3 separate regions of the Homo sapiens genome follow, and all the other regions are linked to region 3. A link is a loop called in an ENCODE intact Hi-C map of the cell type or tissue named here. Cell type or tissue: heart right ventricle. All regions are shown on one strand.

Region 1 (8,000 bases), 650 kb before region 3:
TTTTGATACAGAGTCTCGCTCTGTCGCCCAGGCTGGAGTGCAGTGACCTGATCTCGGCTCACTGCAAGCTCCGCCTCCCAGGTTCACGCCATTCTCCTGCCTCAGCCTCCCGAGTAGCTGGGACTACAGGCGCCCGCCACTAAGCCCGGCTAATTTATTTTTGTATTTTTAGTAGAGATGGGGTTTCACCGTGTTAGCCAGAATGGTCTCGATCTCCTGACCTCGTGATCCGCCCATCTTGGCTTCCCAAAGTGCTGGGATTACAGGCGTGAGCCACTGCACCTGGCAAAGGGTTTTTTTGATATAATGATTTCTTTTCTTTTGAGTAGATACCCAGTAGTGGGATTTCTTGATTAAATGGTAGATCTACTTTTAGTTCTTTAAGAAATCTCCATTCTGTTTTCTATAGAGGTTGTACTAATTTACATTCCTACCAGCAGTGTAAACGTGCTCCCTTTTCACCACATCACCACATTCACACCAGCATCTATTGTTTTTTGACTTTTTAATAGTGGCCATTCTGGCAGGGGTAAGGTGGTATTTCATTGTGGTTTTAATTTGTGTTTCCCTGATGATTCGTGATATTGGACAGTTTTTCATGTTTGTTGGCCATCTATATGTCTTCTTTTAAGAAATATCTATTCATGTCATTTGCCTACTTTTTGATGGGATTATTAGTTTTACTGTTGCTGATTTGTTTGAGTTTCTTGTAGATTCTGGATATTAATCCTTTGTCTGATGCAAAGTTTGCAAATATTTTCTCCCATTCTGTGAGCTGTCTGTTTATTCTGATGATTATGTGTTTTGCTGTGCAGAAGATTTTTAGTTTAATTAGGTCCCTTTTATTTTTGTTGTTGTTGCATTTGCTTTTGGGGTCTTAGTCGTAAGATCTTTGCCTATGTCAGTATCCAGAAGAAAGTTTTTCCTAGGTTTTCTTCTAGAATTTTTATGGTTTCAGGTCTTAGATTTAAGTCTTTGATCTATCTTGAGTTGATTTTTTATACGGTGAGAGAGAGGGATCCAGTTTCATTCATTCTTCTACATGTGGCTATTCAGTTTTCCCAGCACCATTTATTACATAGGGTGTCCTTTCTTCAATTTATGTTTTTGTATGCTTTGTCAAAGATCGGTTGGTTGCAAGTATTTGTCTTTCTTTCTGGGTTCACTATTCTGTTCCATTGTTCTGTGTATCTACTTTTATACCAATACATGCTGTTTGGTAACTATAGCTTTGTAGTATAGCTTGAAGTCAGGTAATGTGATGACTTCAAATTTGTTCTTTTTGTTTAGAATTGCTTTGGACATTAGGACTCTTTTTTGGTTGTATATGAATTTTAGAATTTTTTTTTTAATTCTGTGAGAGATGATGCTGATATTTTGATAGAAACTGCATTGAATCTGTATATTGCTTTGGGCAGTATGGTCATTTTCATGATAGTGGTTCTTCCATTCTGTGAACATGTGTTTCCATTTATTTGTATCGTTCATGATTTCCTTCAGCAGTGTTTTGTAGTTCTCCTTGTATTAGGAGGTCTTTCACCTCCTTGGTTAAGTATATTCCTAGTTTTTTTTTGCAGCTATTGTAAAAGAGATTGAGTTCTTAATTTTATTTTCACCTTGGTCTTTGCTGGGGTATAGCAGTGCAACTGATTTCTGTACATTGATTTTGTAACCTGAGACTTTGCTGAATTCATTTATCAAATTTAGGTGTCTTTTGGAGGATTTTGTACAGTTTTCTAGGTATATGATCTTTACCACAGGGCCATGTTTGACATGTTTATTTGCAGGACTTTTCACTCTCAAAAAAATTTTTGTTTGTTTGTCTATTTGCCAGTGTATAATCTCTTTTCTCTTTGTAAAATAAGCTCCATGAGTGCAGGGGCCTTTGTTTGGTTTACTGCTGTATCACTGGTGTCTGGCATAGTGTTTGGCATGGAGAATGTGTTCAGTCAATTTTTTTGAAAATGTATTAATTTTCTAGGGCTGCCTTAAAACTTATGATAAACTGGGTGATGGAAAAAAAATGGAAATTTATTCTCTTATGGTTCTGGAGGCCAGAAGTCAAGCTGAGGTGTTGGCAGGCCAATGTCCCCTCCACAGACTATTAGAGAAAAATCCTTCCCTGCCTCTTCCAGCTTCTGGTGGTTCCAGGCATTCCTTGGTTTGTGGCTGTGTAATTCCATTACTTGCCTCAGTCTCTATATGACTTTCATATCTGTCTCTCTATATCTCACCCCTGTACCTTTCTTTTTTTTTTTCTCTTGTTGCCCAGGCTGGAGGGCAGTGGCGTGATCTTGGCTCACCGCAACCTCCACCTCCCAGATTCAAGCGATTCTCCTGCCTCAGCCTCCCGAGTAGCTGGGATTACAGGCATGCGCCACTACGCCAGGCTAATTTTGTATTTTTAGTAGAGGTGGGGTTTCTCCATGTTGGTCAGTCTGATCCCTGTGTCTTTTATACGGATACTTGTCATTGAGTTTAGGGCTTACCTGGATAATCCAGAATGATCTCATCTCGAGACCTTTAATTTAATGACATCAGCAAAATCCCTTTTTCCAAATAAGATCATGTTCATGGGTTCCAGGGGATTGGACATAGACATATCTTTCTGGGGTGTAACCATTGAATCCACTACAAAAAGCATGCTCAAAGGACTCATGAATGACAAGCTAGTCCTTGAAAACCTGTGCTGTCTGCCATTTTCCTTTTCTGTTCTGGCTGCCTGGGGTGATGTTTCCTGTCGCAGCTAATGCCGCAAGTGATAGCTCTACCTCCAGTGACCACTAAGGCAGGACAGTCAGCAAGAAAGCCAGAGATATTGTTATAGAAGAATTTTAGACAAATTCGTTTAACAGACTTTATTTGATCAAAGAACAACTCGTGAATTGAGCAATACTCAGAACCGGAAGAGGTTTTAAGAGCTCCACCCAGCAGTGTAAGCAGTAAGCTTTTATAGGATGAACACAGAAGAAAAATAGAAAAAAAATCATCTGATTGGCTTCGGCTAGGCATTTGCCTTTTTGGGCCACGGCGTGTTGAGGCATCTGCCTTATTTGAGCATGATCTGATCAGTTGGCTCCCTGTGATTGGCTTGATGGTCAGCTGTTTGTGATTGGTTGAAACTTGGCTACTCGCAAGAAGAAAATATACTCCTAAGTTAGGTTTTGGCTTGTTTATGTACTAGATTAGGTTGTGGTTTGTTATGTAGGACCTCAAAATATGAGACAGTCCCAGGCCAATGGTCTCCTGCTTATTTAATTTAACAACACAAGATTGCAAATTTCTGAAGGTGGGTCCTTAATAGCTATGCCTAGTGTGCTGTCTCTAGGCTACGCTGAAGCTTCTGGTACCTCATCTGTTAGTGGATGTTAAGTGTGGTGTTGCACTCTCTTCTTTAATTGCCGAAAGAGGAGTTAGCTTTGGGCCTCATCATTGCGAGGAAAGAACTGAGGCTTGGAGGGCTGAATTGAAGATTAATCTGAATGACTAACACTATGTTGTTTCCAAAATCACCCCCTGTTCCACTTTGAAACAAACTTGTGTTTTCTCAGTTTCTCCCCGAAAGGAAAAGTTTCTCACCAGGAGTGTCGTGGTGCTTTGTGTATATAAATCCTTGCTGGGTCCATATCTATTCTCCACACATGCCTGGAGTCGAGGCTGAATCATTTATTATTTATTCCCCAGCATGATATAGCTTTATTGCTTATGTTCACTGGGGTTTGGGAAATAAAGACTCAGGAAGCAGAAACACACCAGCTACAAGAGTCTGACATTTGTTTATGAGCAGGACAGCCTTGACTTATTATTCTACTTCTTCTCTTGCGTCTCCGGGAACAGATCTAAGAAGTGGGACCTTGTATGCAGTCACTGAGACAGCTGTTCCCATGAAAATCAGGGCTCATGGAGGACATGCAAATGCTTCTCTGTCAGTCTTCAGCCTGCTTGCTCTGCCTTCTGCTTTCCTGGTGAGGATTAAAAGAGGATTTCAGAGCTCTCCTTCAATTTGATGCCATCATTTTGATGTCTATGCCACCCGTAACTCCAATTTCTAAACTTGAGAGCTGTACAGGCCTGTTACAAAGTGGTTACCTTTTAACCACTAACTTCCGAGAAAAAACTTGGATCACTGAGGAGAGAACGAAGACAAATACAATTGAAGCCCCAGGTAGTTTTCCTGAGGCCTCATGATTTCTTTTGGCAGAGAAACCTATGATAGCTGGTGGCCACTAGGGGTCCCCAGAAGGCTTTTTTAATGAACAAGAGGCACCCGCGCTCCTCACCCCTCCCTTTCCTTCCCACAAATGCCAGGGGTAAAAACAACTTTAAGCTCTGACGTCAGCCAGCCAGGGGAGCCACCCTGTTGTGCCCATAGGTATAGCTAAGCTTCTGAGAACTGGGGCCTGGTGCTTTCCCTGGCAGCCCAATTTTCAGCTTAAATCATTGCCTTAATGTTATTTTAATGTGCTTGGGGTCCCTGGGGGACAGAGTGGGTGGCAGGGGAACAGCATTTAATTTCCTTTGGAGTTTGGAATGTGCCTGACACTTCTTAAGTACTTGAGTGAATATGAGAGTCTGTAATCCTTGCAAGAGCAAGCAACTTTGGGGGCCTTCTTATTTGGCAAGCTTCAAGACAAAGTTAAATTTTTGCTAGGAGAGAGGGAAAAAAGGAAATAAACATGTATTAAAAGTCTGATATATGCCATGGGCTTTACATTTATTATATTATTAAATCTCAAAAATAACCTCATCCAGTTGGAATTATTGTTCTAAATGCTAATATTAGGAAGGAGACATTCAGATTAAACAATTTGCCTACTGTTTACAGCTGATAAATGACCCAGGTAAGACCACAGCACTGGTCAATTAGGATCCGCAATCCAGGCTATGCTCTCAGTATCCTTCAGCCTTCTGGTTTTACTGTGAGGGCTCTCACAAAGGAATCTACTCATTGTTTTACCTGAAGCTTTTAAAGTACATAACCAAATCCAAACCTATAAAGGTGAAATAGCACTTTTCTAGATAATAAAATTAAAGCCTGAATGTAATCAAGCAAATGCTTATTAGGGATATTTTGTCCACCAGGTGCTATGTCTAATGCAGGTTCTGTTGAGGGCCTCATGTGCTTAATTCAGAGTAAAAACAAACAAACAAACAAAAAACACTAATGTTAGGGCAAATGTATTATTTTGACCAGAATGACATAGATTGGCTGTGTCCACATCAACTAAATAAAGTGAGCAATTATCTGATGAATTGCTGCTGAAGAGAAACACTTGATTCTTTACCACATTACCAAAAGGGTAGATTGACAAATAAAGAAGAATGTATCAGGCTTGAAGGTTGGCCAAAAATTGCCAGTCAATACTCTGGAAGTTTAGCAACAGGGAAATATCATAAGGGTTTATTTGAATCAGCCCTGTCACAGTGCCCAACCCAGTGCCTGGTGTAGTGTAGGCTCTCCGTGAAGGCAGAATCAACGTTGAATGATGTTTTTAAAAATGTTTATAGGCCCACTGTGAACATCCCAGTCTCCCTTCAGCTGAAGTCACTTTATGTTGACTCAAAACAATCTGCCCTCCAAACGAAAGTGTAAAATAAGAAACCAAGGCTTAGACGCTTCAAACACCAAAGCACCCTCTTCTTATATTCCTCCTAATTGTTAGTAGAGTAAGGTGTTTGGCTATTATTAGTCTCCCAGTGCTTACGTATTTGCTGGAAATATGCCTCATCCTCATGTATTACACCTTCTGCATAATCTAGTTTTATCATGTAGAAATTCCAAGGATTTATGAAGGTGAAATGACTCTGAAGTCCCTTGGATGAGGCTTATTAAGTGGCCCATTTCTTCTGAAATTCAGGGAGCTGAACTACAGCAAGGATGGATTGCCAAAATACATATTATGTAATTTTAAGTCACTTGCGCATGACTAAAACCTTAACCATGGTCAACGTAGGAGAAAATGATAATGATGTAATTTATTTGTGCTCACGTTACCATCTCCCCACCCAACAGTGCCTTAAAATAGATACAACGGATAAACTAGTAGAACCCTTTTTAAAAACATCAATGGCCACTTTCAAAGGAAAACAAAGTAAGGAAAGGAAAAAGAAGATCTGAAAAGGAACATTCAAAGGTGGGGTCTTAATTTCATCTGTGCTCATGGGAGACAGGGGGTGACATCATTTGGTAGAGAAGATGTCTGAAAATTCAGCCTCTTGAAAAGAACAATGTCAATCTATTCTCACTTTTAAAATTTGAAAAAGAGGAATGGTAATAACAACATTTACCATTTATTGAGCCTTCTTATGTGCCAGGTTCTAACCCGAACTGAAATCTAAAATAATTTCTCTTGAATCCTTAGAAGTTTGATGTTATTATCCTGATGTGTATGAGGAAAAAACTTAAAGAAGTTAGTATTTGCCTACCCTCCTACAGCTCATGAGTTTTGATGGTTTCTTGAGTTGTTGGGAAGATTTGCTAACACTGGTGGTCTCACTGTGCTTTTTCACTGGGGCATATGGTTATGGGTTAAAGAGTGGTGGCCTTGGCTTAGGGTTAACAAAAGTAATATTAATAGTAGCTGCAAGTTATTGAGTGTCCACTGTGAGCCAGTCTCTTCACGCTTATCATCTCTTAATTTTCACCAAATTATCTGCAAGGAAAGTTTTATCTTTTAATTTTCACAGAGGAAAGAAAGTTGACTGAGGAAACTGAGGTTTATGTTGCAAGAAAGTGATGAAACCAGGATCAAAGCCAGCTTTGCCTGTGTTCTTTCCACCTTCCAGTCCCCGCTGTCCTGTGAGGATAATTAGCAAACGCAGACGTGCTCGCTCGCACAGAACACGCTCCCTCTGGTGGAAGTCAGAGAGGTACACAATGAGGCCCTTGTATGAGTCAACCCTTTCTGGGTTTCAGGAGAATCTGACCTTGTTTCTTACTTTGTCATCTCCTGTTGCTTAGCTAGAGACCCTAAATATGCATCTTCTATTTGTGACTCTGTTTTTCTGTTTTGCTTATTATTATTAAAAATAGCTGACAAAACAAACAGTAGGGCAACTTACAAAATATGAATGAATGACACATACCCACAGTCTCTCCTTTTTTTTTGTTTTATTTTGTTTTCTTTCCCACTTTAGACACTTTGGGTGGTTAGCAAAATCTACCAGAATATATCTTACTTGTTTTCAGGATCTGTCAGAAAATTGTTATGTTGTCTTGGATCCTGAGCCTGCTGTTTTGCCCACACCCTTGTTTGGCATGAGGTGAGACTAGGAATAAGAGAATAAACAGTTGCTTGTACAACATTTTCATAGAGAGGAAGTTATTATATGACACCCAAGCAGAGAAACTCTTCTTCTTAATCCAGGATGACTGAGGAGGCCAGAGCTCTCCTTTTTGCTCTGGAACCATGAGCCTGCATTCCCTCGCTGCCTTTGGCACCTTGGCTTTCTACCTTCATGTTCTGAATATGTTGTGTTTTTCTCTCCCATTATGCTGTAAACTTGGCAATAGTGGGGACCGAGTTCCCTAACTGATTTTATCCTGTTTCTAGTAGTAAAAGGTTTTCAGTCAGGCTTGGTGGAAACAAATATAAAGAAGATAAATAGATTGGATATGAGTTCAAGTACCTGACAAGGAATTTGGACATTCTTTTATAGTCCAGTAGTTCTTAAACTTTTTTTTTTCCTAGGCCAGCGCCTGGGGATGTGATACACTCTGACCAGTGATTATTATCCTCTTTTCTTGAGTGCATGTGAGTGTGTTTTGTGGGGAGGGGAGAAGAGCAGGCACAGGCAGCCATCTAGTAAAAAGTTCCAATGAGAGGCATCTAGTTTTTGAAAAAAAAAAAAAAAAAAAGAAAAGAAAGAAAAAAAAAATCCCTTCATGGCATGTGAAAACCATCCTCCCAGCCCTGACCAGGGCGGTGGAGAGAGTGAAGAGCCACTGAAGTTTTTGAGTGGGAACATGGGAAGATGAGACGTATTTTTGGAATACCATT
Region 2 (8,000 bases), 150 kb before region 3:
TATCTCAGGGTTTGAAATTTCCCACTTTAGAAGACATTTACCACTTTCCTTTGCTTCTCCCAAACATAAAACAAATCTCAAAGAATAAAGGAAAGCGAGTTGATACACCATAATACGCAGTTGCAGTATCATTAAATTGCATACACATAGTCACACTCAGAGAGAACTGGGACGCCAGCTTCTAATTTGTTATCAAATAAACATTGTCTCCAGTTGTTTTCCAGAGGTTAGGGTGTAACTTCAGTAACTGAAGAGGGGAATAAACAAAGTTAGCATCAAGTTATAGTCTGATGCAACCTTAAAGTCTGCATTTTAAGGTCTGGGTGAGCTCATCTGTCATGAGGCCTAAAATAAACAAGTGTCCAAGATGGAAACAATGGTGTAGTTAAAATCATCCACATAAGTGAGTCAAGCACCCAAAATGCCTTCTGCCGGGGACAAAGCAAAATTCTGAGGGCAGAATCTGATGATTGTCCCTTTAAGACATTAAGATATTTAAATTACCACAGGAACGCAACACACATCGTTTTATTCTACTTGTCAAATGTTGTAAAATAATCACGTTGATAAAATATGAAACTATTGGGTTGTCCACGTTCTGAGTTATAAGACTTTACAATACCAGGGACTTTATAATATCAGAAGATTTAGGTTTTTCAAAAATCCAAATGGTTATGAAATGGAGAGAGGGATTGAAATAAAGGATTATTTCTCTGAATGGACTGCAACAGATCAAAGGACAAGATCAAGGCTAAAGAGCAAATATCAAGGAGTTTAACAACTGACATTCTTCTCCATCTCAATAAATGACCAGAAACTTGGAGTCATCGTTGACTCTGCTCTTTGTCTCCTATTTTATATCTAAGTAAGTCACAAATTCCAGCAGCACTGCCACCACCCTGGTCCAAGTGTCAGTCATTGTCCTGCGAGTTTTGCTATGGTTGTAGCTTATAAATTGTTCTACCTTCATCCCACACTTACCCCTCTGTAGTCTATTTTCAACCAGGCAAGTGGAGTGATACTGTTGGAATTTAAGCTAAACTCTATCGATGACTACCCATGTCTCTTAGAATGAAATCCAAATTCTTTACAGTAACCTGAAAAACCCTACTTCATCAGGCCTTCTCTACTTGTATGATGTCTTCCCTGACCCCACTGCACCTAACTGCTTCTTGCTCACTTCATTGCAACAACATTGGCCTCCTTGTACTTCACACCTGCTGAACATGCTTCAGCCTCAGGACATTTGAATTTGCTAACCCTTCTGCCTGAAATACTCTTCCCTTAGATATCTGAAAAGTTTTCTTCCTCATCTATTTATGCGTCTTTGGTTTAAAATTTTACTTTAAAAAGTAAAACATTTCATGACCACCCTATTTAAAACTAGTTTCTTCCCTCACTCCCAGGATTCCCTGGCCCCTACCGTTCTTTATCTTCTACTATAGTAGTCGTTATCTCTTACAAACTACATATTTTATTTGTTCTAATTTTTTTTAATCTGCTTTCTTCCACTAGGGATGTTTGTTTCTTTTTGTATGGCCATTTTCCAGAGTAATTAGAATAGCAGGGCAAGGCAGGTAGGGCCTCAAGAAATAGTCATTAAAATGTTAAAAAGACTTTCAAACAATGCTAATTGTGCTACTTATAAAACCAGCCCTGCTTTAGTCCCTATGGATATTTAAAAACAAACAAACAAACAAACAAAAAAACAGATCTGAAGATTCCCAGGAGAACGCAGACCATGCTTGCAGCTCTGGGACAATGATGACTTATAACAAAAAAGGGAAGAGGAAATTCTGAGGAAACTGGCCATCCAGAGAGGTTTGGTGTACTCAGTGCACTGGGGACATCAATTTGGGAGCAAATATTTAGGAAGGAAAAAAACCATTTTAAAAAATGGTTTACCAGAAATTAACCAACAGCATTTTCCTAAATTCATTAAAGTTTCAACAGTAATGTCCATATTTCCAAGTCACAATGACATTCGATGTAATGGAAAAAACACATCTGGCATTAAAAAATATTAGTGTTAATGATATGAATTTATTCATATTCAAAATTTGGGGTTAAAAAACCAGGCTTACTTGCTTCCAGACTAACTCTTTGTGACTCCACTGTGACTTTATTTAGGCCCTGGATTAGTGAGACCATTCTAATTTCTCAAACCTTGACTAGGATTAAAATTTCCATGGTACAAAGAAATGACTTGGTTAAAAGAGAAAAAACTTTCCTTCTTCTTATTTTGAATAGAGAATGCGTAGTGCACTGAAGACCTTCAGCGATGGTTGTGTGTTATCTGAAAGCTGATCCCAATGGACTTTGACAATGCACACTGGTGTCCACCATTCACTTTCAACTGGACACGTCTCTATCCTCAGGCTTGCTCTTCTGAGGAGGTGGAGAGAATCTTAAGTGAGAACTGTAAAGGAAAACTTCTAGGTAATAAATAGCTTCAGTAGAGAATAACATGAATGATTCTACTCAGGATCATCTCAAAGGCTGAAATGAGTCACTTTACATTTGAAGATATTACAACAACATCAGATGCACAGAGGATTCCTTTTCCTTTTTAACAATATCAAGTTGAGTCTCATGGCTCACTGGAGAAGCTGAATCACAAAAATGACATAGAAGCTCATGGCCAGTATCTTAAAGAGGCATACAAAATTGCTCATCCTGTTATTTTCTGAGAGAAAATATCTTACTTCTTCAAAACATGCAGGTGGTGGAAGAGCGTATCTAAGGGAGCCAAATCAGATAGGAGCATTTCAGAAACCCACACGGAATCCATGTGGTACCAAAAGTTCTCAGGAGTTAGCAGCATCCACATGTCATTGCATTTTTTTACTCTCCTTGATAAATTTGATGTCATAAAGTGATAGTTTCAGTCTTAGTCCCTTCTGTTAAAAAGGAATCAATGATTAAAAGCCAAATTGTTTCTATTGTAAATAGTAGCATTTCTTGCAACTCCTAGCCACCTTTACTGCCAAAAATAAAATATACATTGTAAGAGCTAAGAGGACTAATTCTTTTATATTGTTGCTTCTCTTAATAAGAAATCCTTTTGGTTTCAACTGTGTAACTGCAACATTGGTCCTCTCACATTTTCCTCAGTTGCTCAAGTTGCCAAGTGCATGGAATATCCTGTTTTTTCAATTAAACTTACCACTGCTTTTCATTTTATCCCCTCTGAGCTTCATAAGCTTCTTTGGGTACCATGCAATGGAGTTCAGAGGCCAGCTTAAAAAAATTAAAAAAACCCAACAATCTGCTTTGCAAAGCTGAGTAAATATGCATAAACACGTTCACACTACCTGTATCTGAAAGAGTTAAGAGCTCCTGAACAGTACTTCAAGGTCAGCAGTTTGCTTTCATCCGTTTCCAGCACTTTGCATAGCTGGCAGCCCTCCATCCTTTGGAGAGTAGAGGGACAGCAGAGTGCACAAGACTTACAGTCTCAGCCAGAATTTCCATAATCACATCAACAGATGGAATAATAATCACTGCTGAAGTTGCTGCACAATCTTTCTGATCCAAGGAAACTTCCTTCTGATTCAATTCAAAATTATTTCTGCTGGCAACTTAGACATAGGCATTCTTATTTTCTGGAAATGTTACAAGTTAAGGTGATTTTAAGGTAACTGAACAGTATAAGCCCTGCATTTGAATATAGTACTGTGGAGGGAGCCACATGTGTGCAGGGAGGTTGAGCAAAGGCTGGGCATTTCCGAGTGCTACATGGGACGTGACATTTCTTTGGTGACTTGCAGCAGTGACTGTGAGGTCTGCCACTCTGCGACATTATGTCCTGGCCGCCTGGGCTCTATCTCCACGGTTGGGATTCTAGTCATGACTGCTTGAAGCTGTCCTTCCCCATTCTCTATATAGCAGGTTAATTCTATTCTTGATTATTCCATGGGGAAAAATCAGTTATATTGAAGAGAATTTTAGATCAACACAATTAGAATCATACTTTCTAGAATCTGGTATGTTAGGGTACTTAATGTTGATTTCTAGACAACAGCTGTGACTCTACCTAAGCTCTGAATCTGCACCGTATGAAAGTGTGACAAAGTTAAGATACCCATAAATATGATGAACAACACCTCTATTGTGTAGATTTTAAAGTTGTTTTGAGGTTTAAGGCTTTATTACATCAAGAATTATCTGAGAGTATCTCGAACTAGACATTGATTTCTCGAATTAATTCTTCTAATTATTCATCAGTGGAGAATCGTTTACCAATATAATGTCCAGGTCACATATGTGGTCAATTTGAATAACCATGAGAGTATAATATAAACATGGATCTGTCTTCACTTGAGAATTCATAAAAAGTGCCACAGTAATTATGTCTGTGTGACATAATCTACTAAAAAAATAATGAAAATGGTAGGAAAAAAATACATTACTTCAGGAGAAAAACAAAATTTTAAAAAGAAATTGGCTTATTTTTGAGTGGCTTTCTCTCACTTCAACTTAGTTATTTCTTGTTTGATTTTTTTTCATTTTGTTCTTTTTTATTGCGATCTCCTATATGTTAAGCACTATTCCAGACACTAAGGATAATTTAAGAGTCTGTCTTTCTCTCCGGACATCCTAAGGTCGCTTAGAGTTTTCATCCCTTACATAGCTTCAGCCGAAATCTACAAGTCTCTGAAATCTATATTTTCAGTAGCAACTTCTCTTCCAAGCTTCAAACCAATATTACATACTTTGAAGGAGGTAGGGGAGGATGTCTAAAGTTACCAATAAAATGCATGATGCCCAATAATTTATCCTGCAAGAAATACTAAAACAGGTTCATTGCTTATCTGCCATTTAAATTTAACTAGGCTTCTTGTGTTTTAATTTGCTGATTTTGGAAACCCTGGGGATGGGGGTCAAGATACATTTTGTTCTTTTGTGTTTTGATCTCTGCATTTCCCATTCTCCTGATTCTGAGCAGTAATCAAGCTCTAAGAACTTCCTTATCTTATGGATTTGTACAGAGCAGAAAGCCTACACTGTAACTTGATGAAAAGAGTGTGCTCCTTGTTTAAAGAGAGGAGGAGAGAAAAAAAAAAATTAAAAGGAGACTGACCTACAGGAAGGATTTCCCCTAGATGAAGAGTGGTCAGAGATTGGCAGATTTTACATTTATCAGGGGCCAGGACATTGCTTGGAAACAGAGCAGGGCAATGGCAAGACTTTGAACAGGATGGTTTGGAGGAATGGTGCACCTAAGGAGGTAGTATCCATGCCACCAAGGTTCCCAGCCTCAGCATCAACTCACATGCTTGACCAATAATACAGAAGCAGTGAAAACATCAGACTTGAAGGTACTGCGTGCATTGCAACAAGGAATGATTCAGTGAAAACAAGTGTTGGCTGGTGAATTGCTGGGTTTTCATTAATGCTTTGGGATCAAATAATATCACAGAACATTTGCACCAGGGAAACCTAGATTATAGACTGTGATTGAATTTCCTTCTATGCAAAGAAGTACGAGTCTTATAATGTAATGCAAGTTGATTTAGAGGGAAAAATGAAGTGGGATATTTCTTCCATACTTCATCTGTGAAATCAAATTTAGAACCTTTTCTGTGGCAGACAATGATGGTTACTTACTCAAAAACCTCCTTGTTCTCCAAATTTATCTTTGCTGTGTCCTTATCAGTGATAAGAAGGTATCCCGACCCAAGCCACTGGGACCTGGAAATTTTTCTTTTTCTAATTAAAGAAAAAAAAATTATGTGGAAAAGAAACTATCATTTTGCCTTTGGACTTGGTTGTTAGGGTATGCCCCCTGAATTTGTGACAATCATCTTTTGATTATGAGGAAACAAGTATAAGAAAAAAAGACAATCTTCAGGAAGAGAAAATGGAGAGATGAACAGAATTCAAAGTTGTTATGATATCACTGAATTACTCATTAGTTAACTCTGCTACTTTCCTGCTTCAGAACTTTTTATGAGATAATAAATTTTTAAGACACATTTAGTGGGCTATTTCATAGTTTGCATCTACAAGAATCCAAAATGATACATTGTTACCATCACAGATTGGGTTTCCAGAAGCAAATGCTGAGACACAGTTTAAGTGCATTGTGTTTACTAGGGACGAACAGCTGCAGAAAGGATGGGGAAGAAGTACAACTGGGCAAAGGAAGAAGTGGAAGTGGCAGGGAGCTCTGTAGCAAGTGTTGCTTACTAGATGTTGTGCAACAGGTCATGATGGCTAGAACTTTATACCCCTGCCATGCTCAGTCACTGGGGGCAGGCTGCTCTGGTAGAGATGTGACCTCAAGCAAAGGATTTATCTGAATCTAAGGCAGATCTGATGGGCAAGATAGCAGGACGCTGGCTTCTGACCACATGTTCTGCAGCTAAACAGCAAGCCCTTCCTTGAAGTCTGATCTGGGTATCTTTGTGTTCACATCAGCTATATGCATACATGCGTATGTATTCACATACATAAATACATATATATACACACACACACCTACCAAATGTATCGTTACTCTGACATTCAAATACCTCAGATTCAATGGGATCAAAATTAAAAGATGGTTCCACTCATGAAGATAATTTAGGATTGACCTCTCAAATCATCGTCATGTCTTTCCTCCTTGCCTTCACCCATCAATGACTATTACTAAGCCTAGTAATATCTTACTTCAGTCCTCATTTTTACTCATTCACATTGATGTTAGGGAAATCCAAGCCTCATTATGCTTCAAGTAAGGCTAAAGTCATTGAGTTTCCTAACCTTAAATTTGATTTCCTAAACACTATTATTAACTTGTGTTTCATATAGCAACAGTCTGGTTGTGCCGTTACTCCTCTTAAAAACCCTCTATAACCCTATTTTGTCTATTAAGTCGCAGCAACCTTTATTGGTTTTTCATCCAACAAAAACCTCAAGATCCTGCTTCTAACTTATTCATTTATTTTAAGACAATGAGTTGATTAGTAATTCTAATGGAAGTCATTCTATTTCTTGCCTTTCTGCCTTTCTTTCAGCCATGCCAGTCTGGAAATCTTTCTTTACTCTCATTTGTGCTTTCTAAAATTTTATCAAATAGAAGTATGACCCACTAAACCCACCAGTCAGTAAGCCACACCAAGACATACTGGTTGAATGTTTGTCCTAACTTTAGTATATCACATAGTCTGCCTTTTATTATGTTTTCAAGGCTGACTTGCCCAGTAAGCACACTAAATAGCTGCTTAAGGCACCAGAAAATCAGGACAGAGCAGATTGAGTTTGTATGTCACTATGATCTATATACTTGTTCTGCATGTAGGCCAGAAAGTGTCGTAGCACCAGCACAAACTGTTCCATCATGACTGTAAATCTGGGACTCAATTGGCAACTTCTTTCTCACATTGATTTTAAATATATATCATGTGTTTCTCACTTTATGCCCAGGGGTTCCTGTCGGAGGCAGGAGATGTTGTGGAAACTACTCAGTGTCCACACATGCATAACTTATGTGTCACACTTGAAACAATGTGAGACAGGATTATAACTTGTGCATGAACCTGACAAGATGGGCCTTCCCTTACCAAGGCTGAGCTAACCTTACTCCTGCTGAATGCTCAACCTGCTGGCAGCAGAGACCAAGATTGAGCACTGTGGTTGCACTCCTCAGGGAGTCCAGTTAGCCATTTGGTAACAGATCAATTTTGTGTCTTTTCACTTTTAAAAGGGCAGTAATACATTCTTATAGAAATTATTTTATACAACTCCTGTGGGGTTGGGATACTAACTTCTGGAATGCACAATTATCTACCGAGCCACCTTACTTGAAAGAAAACTTTTGCCAATGCAAAATAAGTTACACCAAATTAGAGGTTGCAGCCACCATCTGGCCTTTTTTAAGGCAAAGACAGGAGTTACTATACTAGTGGGAGTAATCAAGCCCAATCACCATGAAGAAGCTAGGGTGGTTGCTACACATTGGACTTAGGGATGAGTATCTAGAATTCAAGGGATTAACTGTGTTGTCTCTTGGG
Region 3 (8,000 bases):
GGGGAACATCACACACAGGGGCCTGTTGTGGGGTGGGGGGAGGGGGGAGGGATAGCATTAGGAGATATACCTAATGTTAAACAACCAGTTAAAGGGTGCAGCACACCAACGTGGCACATATATACATATGTAACTAACCTGCACGTTGTGCACATGTACCCTAAAACTTAAAGTATAATAATAAAAATAAGTGATAAAATGAAAAAAAAGTAATGTGTTTCAAATTACTGGCTAGTTTGAAAATGTATAACTATTATCAAAAACACAAATAAAAGAGAGAAAAAAGTTGATAAGTGGCGTAAGCTCACCAGTACTTTGCCTGGAATAGCTACAAATTAAAAGGCATCATTCAAAAGTGGCAAATGACATAAATCTTAAGCAATTGCCCATTGGTCTCCCCAGTTGAACCCTATTGATTTTGCACGAAGAATTTTATGCAAGACTACCTGTAAAAGAGTGCTGATCACAACAGAGCAAGCAATAAAATGGGGACATTTACATCTCAGAAGTGTCTATCATTTATTTAATCAAAGTTAAGCCTTGATATTCCAAGACTAATTGGTGTCATTTTCCCTTATGCACTCTCTGTCTCTCTTCTCTCTCTCTCTCTCCCACACACACACACACACACACACACACACACACACACATTCTTTTATACAGAGACCACTGATAATGGACACTATGTACATCAGTCTGAGGTCAGAACATTTCAAGTAAAATTGCACTTTGGCTGTATAAATCGTTGTCCAAGAAAATAGACCAATCTTCCAGTCATCATAGCAAAAGAAATTTGCAAGTAGAAAGGGAATGCATTGGAATAGCTCAAGTAAAGGACTAGGCTACGGAAGGACAAAACTCAGCTCTGGGGAGTCTGCATAGAAGGAACTGATAAACAGTCTTTTCAGGATGCCACCTTTGAGGGGATTGAGCCTTAACCCTTGCAAGTATTTTTGATGGTGTTCTCAAAAGTAAAATTCCAATAAACTGTATGGATCACATGCTATAACACCAGATTGTATGCAATAGGTAAAATATAGCACCCCAAATGGAAGAAAATTTAGCAGGAAAAGATAGAATAAATAGTGAGGTCTAAAGCAGCAGGTGTCCATTAGGAATGCCATGGTCTTTGTGCTTACACTGGTGGGTTGGGAGAAGGGACCAGAAAATTTATTTAAATCTCAGAGATGTTAGAGAAGCTAAGAGGTAGAGAAGCACTGATGAAGGCACAAGACATAGAAACAGTTTATGGGGGCTTTTTCCTGCATATCTCCACCTCCTGTTCACTATTATTTTTCCCAAACATCTTCCTCATCCCATGTAACTATTCTGTATTCACACTCACTCTTGCTTGTTCATGTCTTTCTCCCACTGGCATTTCATGACTCCTGCCCAAGGATGTAAAACCTTTCCATTTATCGCTACCTTTCTGTAATTCTGCGACAGTCCCTTTAAGAGAATGCACCTGAATTTGCCCATATTTCTCATGGCATTAATGAGTAGTAGATGTCTATGAAAATCATCTGTTACCTTTCTAGGGTACCTGCATCCATTTATTTGAAGGCTGTCTTGGATATTTGAAACTTTCAGCTCAAAGGAGTGTCTATGCTTAAGAAAATGTACTAAATCCCCTTAAGTCAGAAGAACCACTCACTGTTCAGAACCACAAGCTCCAAAGAACCACTGTTGTTTGGGAAGATACTGCCAAACCCATAACCAGCTTCTCCAAGACCCAATAAGTTGGCAACAGCTTTTTCAAAAGTTTCACAATTTTATTTTCTGATTTGATAGTGTAAAATTTCCATCTGCTTTCACTTTGGAGCAGTTTGGAAAATACTAGAAAAAAATTAGGAGGTAACCAAATCATTCCTAGGTGAATTTTTATTTTTGTGATGACACCAACTGGAATTAAAACAAAACAAAACAACACAAAAAATATAAAGACCGCCACATAAGCCATCTGCTACTAAAGGCCTTTGGCTATTCTTTTCCATATTTACTGCCAAGGGAGGTCCCTAACATATTACAATCTCAAATTTAGGATTCCAAATGGCAGCCTTTTAAATAGCAGCAAAGCACTAGCAGTGGAAACACAATAACAGATACTTGTCATTTTATAGGTTTGAATATTTTTATATTTGTAATAAGTACATTTTGAGATAAACACATGAAGATGAAAGAGCAGAATGGCATTTTAATCATTCTTAAGCAGGAAAAAGATAACTATTTTTTTTTAGCATGGAAACTTTCCACTTTTAGTAAGAGAAGATTGAGAGAAGGCAGAGTACACTGTCAGGTTCAATTAATTGTTGAAACCAAACAAAAATAGCCTCTCATGGTTCCCATTGTTCTGCAGCTGTTGGCTTCATAATGCCTGTTGTCTCCTTCCTTATGACTAATCATCATGGTTGCCCAGTTTCCTTTCTTGATTTTCTACCAGAAGTTGTGATGTGTCATAGGAAGAAAGGGCAACCCTCCAAGAATTTCTTTCCAGGTCTTTTGAACACATCCATCCTGGAGCATTTGCCTTTTTCTTCAAATTGCTGAATCTCTTGACCTCCCTGAACTAAGAAGCCATGTTTGTGAATGTGCATGCTTCAGTCGTTTGATAAGGGAGCCTAAGTAGCTTCCTGCTTTAAAGAGGTCAAAAAGATGGGAGTCCCGAATGGAATGTGTGCAAAAGTCTTCAGCCTAATGTGTTTTTCTTTTACAAAATCTCACCTTGCTTCTTGTTACTCTGTTGAACAGTTCCAGATTGCTAAAAGTATCACCTGCTTCCTGAGTTTAGCAATTTCTAAAAGTGTTATATCATGAGTATATAAAATCCCATTTAGTTGAATATCAAAATTCTAGCCACTTAACTTCTCAGAACACATAAAAGAACTTCAGAGTAAAAGGAAAAGACTACTGACATAGTTGTAAAACCTGATGCACTAAGACTTAAGTACTTTTGGTATTAAGGAGAGTGTTACAATTTTGAACACTGTCTGGCATACATTAAACATCAGATAAGTGTTTATGGCATTATTGGAGCTTAGATTAGCTGTTTTTAGACCTAAATCTAGCAAACTTGGTTATTATGTTTCTCAGGAAAAAAGAAAAAGATTACCAACAACGTTTTTGAATTATGGCAGAAGACAACAAAATGAGAATGTTGTGAAAATCTACAGCTGATATCTAGCTATAAAAATGAGACCAAAAAAATTACAAAACACAATTGCAATAGTTGGTCCATTTGATTTGCCCGAGGATGCAAAATAAATTAGATCACCCTTCAGAGACACCACCCTAATGATCATAGTAACTACTATTAAATTATCAAGGAAAAGTCCAATTAGGTTTCATTTATGCTAAGAAAGCAATATAAAGTAAAATAAGATTAAAGTTTAAAGGGAGCGGACTGAAGCACTAAGGATTTTCATCATCTTGGAAAATCTACTTAAATAGGGCAGCTCATTCACCAAAGATTTTAGTTCTCAGTGGGGCCTTGCTGAATTCACTTATGCTGTCAGATCTGAAGATATCCTATCACACAGTCTCACGCTTTACATAGCAAAAAGATTAGGGTGAACACAATCCTCTCTCCTCATGTTAGACCATGTCTGTCTCCCTTAAAAAAAAAAAAAAAAAAAAAACCACTGTCTGAACTTAGCTAGCCTCCAACCTGCCTTTGGGGAGAGTGCAGCTCCTTTGCTCAGAATGAGTCACTCAGTCTGTTTGTGCCCCACCTAACTGGTGTGGATGCTGGCTTTGGTTCCTTATAAGTCCATAAGGCAGCCTGGCTGAATTTATGATTCAGAGTAACCTTTAGTCCATCTCCTGCCTGTGTGTGCTTGCTACGAGTTCTCTCCAGGTCACCAGTGAGTTTTTCCTCCTCTATCATCATCGAAACCATTCATGGCCACATTGCACCTCACACTTATGCCCCAACAGCTTTATACATACCCAGTTCTTTTACCTCCAGGCCTTCATCCCCAGTGTGTCCTCTCCCTGACAGGCATCTTTCCCTTTCTACTAGTCCCAGCCACCTCCCACCACCTTTTCTCCCAGCTCAGTAGTTCTCAACTTTGGACAATTTTGTCTCCCAGGGGACATCTGACAATACCTCAAGACTTTTTTGATTGTCATAACCTGAGGAAAGACACTGCTGGCATCTAGTGGGTAGAGGCCAGGACTTCCATCGAACGTCTTCCAACGTACAGGCCAGTCCTCCAAACAAAAAATTATCCAGTCCAAATTGTCAAAAATGCCAAGGCTGGGGGATGCTGCAATCTTCTCAGTCTTCATTCTTACATCTCAGTTCAAATCTCACCTCCCTTAAAACCTTCCCTGAACATTATTCTTCACTACAGGAGAAGGGTTAGCTATCCCTACTCTTTCCTCTTTTAGTACTTGATATAATATCCATTCTTGAGCTTTCTATACCATAACAAAATTACCTTTGTCTACATTTCCCCCGCCCCACCCCCACCCCCACCCCACCCCACTAAACTCTTAGCTCCTTGTGAGCAGGGGTGGTGTCTTTTTCATCCACATCTATCCAGCACCCAGACTAGTGCCTGGTTTATTGTAAATGTTTTTAAAAATGTTTGAGTGATTGAATTTAAAAGATTAATTTTGTTTGAAACTTTATGTCTTTGCTTTTTTGCTAATCGTTTGGCAACATTAGAGACACCTTGCTGATCCCCAAGAATCTTCTGATCCATTAAGGATCTTTAAATATAGAGTAAGTGAGCCTCAACTCCTTACATTTCACTATGTCTGTGTTCTGGAGTTCCTCAGAAAGGATGACATCTTTGAGGATAATCTTTGGATGTTGATAACAGTGCATTTAAAGTTAACTGAGAGGCTGTCTTTAGCTGATAATAATCTGCTGAGTTGGATTTCTTATCTAGTTAACAGTATAGTCACTGAAGCCAGATTGCTTGGGTTCAAATCTAGGACCTGCCACCTACAACCTGTGTGACCTTGAGCATATTAATTAAACGTTCTGTGCTTCCGTTTTCTTTCTGAAAAAAAAAATGGGGATGATCATGGTATGAAACTCATAGATTTGTTATGAGAATTACCTGAGTTAGTATTTGTAAAATGCTTAGGACAGTGCTTGGTACTCAGTAAGTGGTTGTTAAACAAGGTTGGAAGGATAGGCTAGTGTCAACCCTCTGCTACTTGTGATGAATGCATCAAGCCAGGTAAATACATCTCATTCTAAAATATAACTCTACTTTATTGCATCCCTGAGGAGACTTGGATGAACACATGTTAAAAGATAAGACAATTAAGATTTACCCATCATGTGTCTTAGACCAAAATAACCCTCCAGAACTTGTCAAGCTTTTCTATAGGCAGGTGACAGAATGTCTTATAATCCTGGCATATATACAAAAACCACTGATAATCTATGATTGCCACTGCTGCTGCATTCTAATTTTCCTGCTTCAAACTGGCATTTTAATCATTCTGCCCATAGCAACTAATGTCCTTTAAATTAGCATTAAAAATTCATTCTTTTGGTTTATCCTTCCTGAATCAAGCTAATTAACTATCAGCTGAGAGCCCTTTAAATTATAAACTGAATGTGTTACATTTTCTAATTTATAATGCCTTATCTAGGCAAATTGAAAACCCAGAAAGGAGTGAATTAATTAATATTAATTAAAGAGAACAACATGGAACGAATGCCAGGTCAATCTTTGGAGTGTGCTTGGAAAGCCATTGTTGGGACTAATTTGTCCCTTTGCAGCATAGAACTTTGGACAAAAGGCTTTTCCATGGTGGCCTTATAAGGAATGAGAAAGGGAAGCCGGAGATAAGACTAGAAGTACCAATGAATACCGATATTATACATCTGTATTTACATATATTGCATATGTAATATTTCATATTCTCTATAATAAGAAACCAAATAATCAAATTAGTCCCTGAAGCTTTTCACAATTTTTTCTAGACTTTTTAATAGAAATCCCCTTTTATTTTTACTCAGCAAGTATTTTCTGAATGCCTCTAACATACAAAGTTTTAGGTAGGGAAATAGAAAATTAAAAGGATCATAACCCAAGGAACTTAAAGTATAGAGCAGCACCGTTCAATAGGGCTTTCTGTGATAATGAAATGTTCTATATCCACACCATCCAATAAAGTTGCCACCTGTGCATATTCAGCACTAGAGATGTGGCTCATGTGATTGAGGAAATAGATTTTTAACTTTACTAAAATTTAAATAGCCACATGTGGATACTTGTTGTTGTATTAGATATCTCAGGTCTAGAAGGTGAGAGAAACTGCATAATGTTTATTTTTGTCACTTAAAATTTTTCAAAGTTTGTCAGTGTTTCTTTTATGCCACGCAATTGTATGTCTCTCTTTCTCTGTCTTTGTCTCTGTTTCTCTCTCCCTCCCTCTCTGTCTCTCCGTGTCTCACATACACACACACACACACAAACATACACACATACACACATGCACATACCTCTCTTTGTTTTCTATTCACTGTCATATTTATCATCTTAAACTGATTTTATTCAGGGCTATGATGATCAACTTGGAGAGATGGAGTATATCAGAGTTACTAGAGGGCAAAAAAGAAAATGCCTGCATAATCAATGTTATAATTTTATAATGAAAAATGAGAAAAATATTTATACACATTATAGAAAAGTAAAATGGTGGGATGATTTGAAGAGCACAGTTTTCAACAGAAAGCTATACCTCTCCCCAAGGTGAAGTATCAGAATCTAGGAAGGGGTAGAAGAGATGCTGTGAGATTATTGTGTTGAACAAATAGGCACATGGGTTTACAAACTTTAAGAAATATTAAATTAGCTTAAAAACAATTAAAACATATTGTCCTAAAGGGCTGAAGGGTCCTTTCACCACATAAGACATTATATATAATCATTATTTCAATGGACATCAGAAATTCACTAAGCGTTCTGGGGACCAACGGCCTTAATTCATCCAGAAGTGGTCCCTGAGTCCTCCACAAGGTTGCTGACACAATTCCTAGTTGTAGATATTGGACAGTATAATTTGGATTTTACCCTAATATTCCTAAATGTAAACAAAGATATTAGGAATATAGCTGTGAAAAACTGGTTTAATACAAAGTTTAACAAACCACTATACATAAACAAAAATACATTCAAAATACAATAACATTTTTTCAGGACATATAATTTAGACTTTTTTTTCAAATCCAAGCCTATAAATCAGTGGGGGTTATTTTGTAAGTAAGGGCTAAATTCCAGAAGATTTGGTAAAGTTATTTTATGTTCATCAAAGTTGGATTTCAGATTCAATCATTTTCTTCATTGCGCTATTAAATTATGTTGCCTTACTCACCCCCATCTTTTTGACTTGACTCGCACAATACCAATATTGCCACCTATGGGTCAACATGATGTTGTGAGATGTTTTACATGACCGAGATGAGAAAGAAAAAAAAGTACTTGGAGAATGAATCATTTTGGATAGTTGAGTTTGACAGCTACACAGGATCCGTGCTTTTACATATCTTTTATTTAGTAGTTTTGGATAGAAAGCCTCTTCAAAGATACTGCACAAGTCCCTAATGTCTTAGCTACTGCACTGAAAATAATTAACAATTTTGATGACTACAGATAATTATCATCAATATAAATTACTATGCTAGATCAGAGATATTTCTCAAGTGCAAATTTGATCCTAGGCAAAGGCATCTCAGACTGTTGTCTCCTTTGAGTATTTAACTCAGTAGAATATTCAGTCACATGTCTAGACTCTCTGTTTGCTTTTCACTGCCCATAGTACATAATCCCACTTGTCAATTCCCATGATTTCCTATAGTTATAAACCAAATAACTACCCTAGTTAGAGTTGTTTACAAAATAAGGGTAATTGGGAACTGAATATGTGCCTAGAATTTAGAAATCTTACCATAGGGATTTTGTGACTCTGATTTTGTCTCCTCACATAAAATTTTCGTAACTTGCTTTATGATACACAGCTTCATTCCTAACAGG

What was found. A loop is a pair of places that touch in the nucleus more often than their neighbours do. Peaks named below come from ENCODE experiments on the same cell type or tissue, not always from the same donor. Only the 100,000 strongest peaks of a DNase experiment are listed, where the experiment ranks them.
Region 1: a loop joins it to region 3, with 5 times the contacts of the local background. A loop is called at or near these places in 31 of 110 quality-filtered maps.
Region 2: it touches region 3 in a loop (5-fold over the local background); 9 of 110 quality-filtered maps call a loop at or near these places.

Annotation. Positions count from the first base shown.
Region 1 is chr4:100,089,352-100,097,351 of GRCh38, forward strand. No RefSeq gene overlaps it. Among named protein-coding and RNA genes, the nearest start is that of DDIT4L-AS1, 97 kb to the right of the region's middle. In heart right ventricle, CTCF peaks have their summits at 4,226 (motif pointing right), 4,434 and 6,854 (motif pointing left); DNase peaks (open chromatin) are centred at 4,310 and 6,820; H3K27ac peaks cover 1,807 bases.
Region 2 is chr4:100,587,956-100,595,955 of GRCh38, forward strand. No RefSeq gene overlaps it. Among named protein-coding and RNA genes, the nearest start is that of EMCN, 74 kb to the left of the region's middle. In heart right ventricle, no CTCF peak of the experiment used is centred here; a DNase peak (open chromatin) is centred at 3,396.
Region 3 is chr4:100,734,834-100,742,833 of GRCh38, forward strand. No RefSeq gene overlaps it. Among named protein-coding and RNA genes, the nearest start is that of LINC01217, 53 kb to the right of the region's middle. RefSeq lists an enhancer at 3,887-3,966. In heart right ventricle, CTCF peaks have their summits at 4,157 (motif pointing left) and 7,381; no DNase peak of the experiment used is centred here; H3K27ac peaks cover 3,073 bases.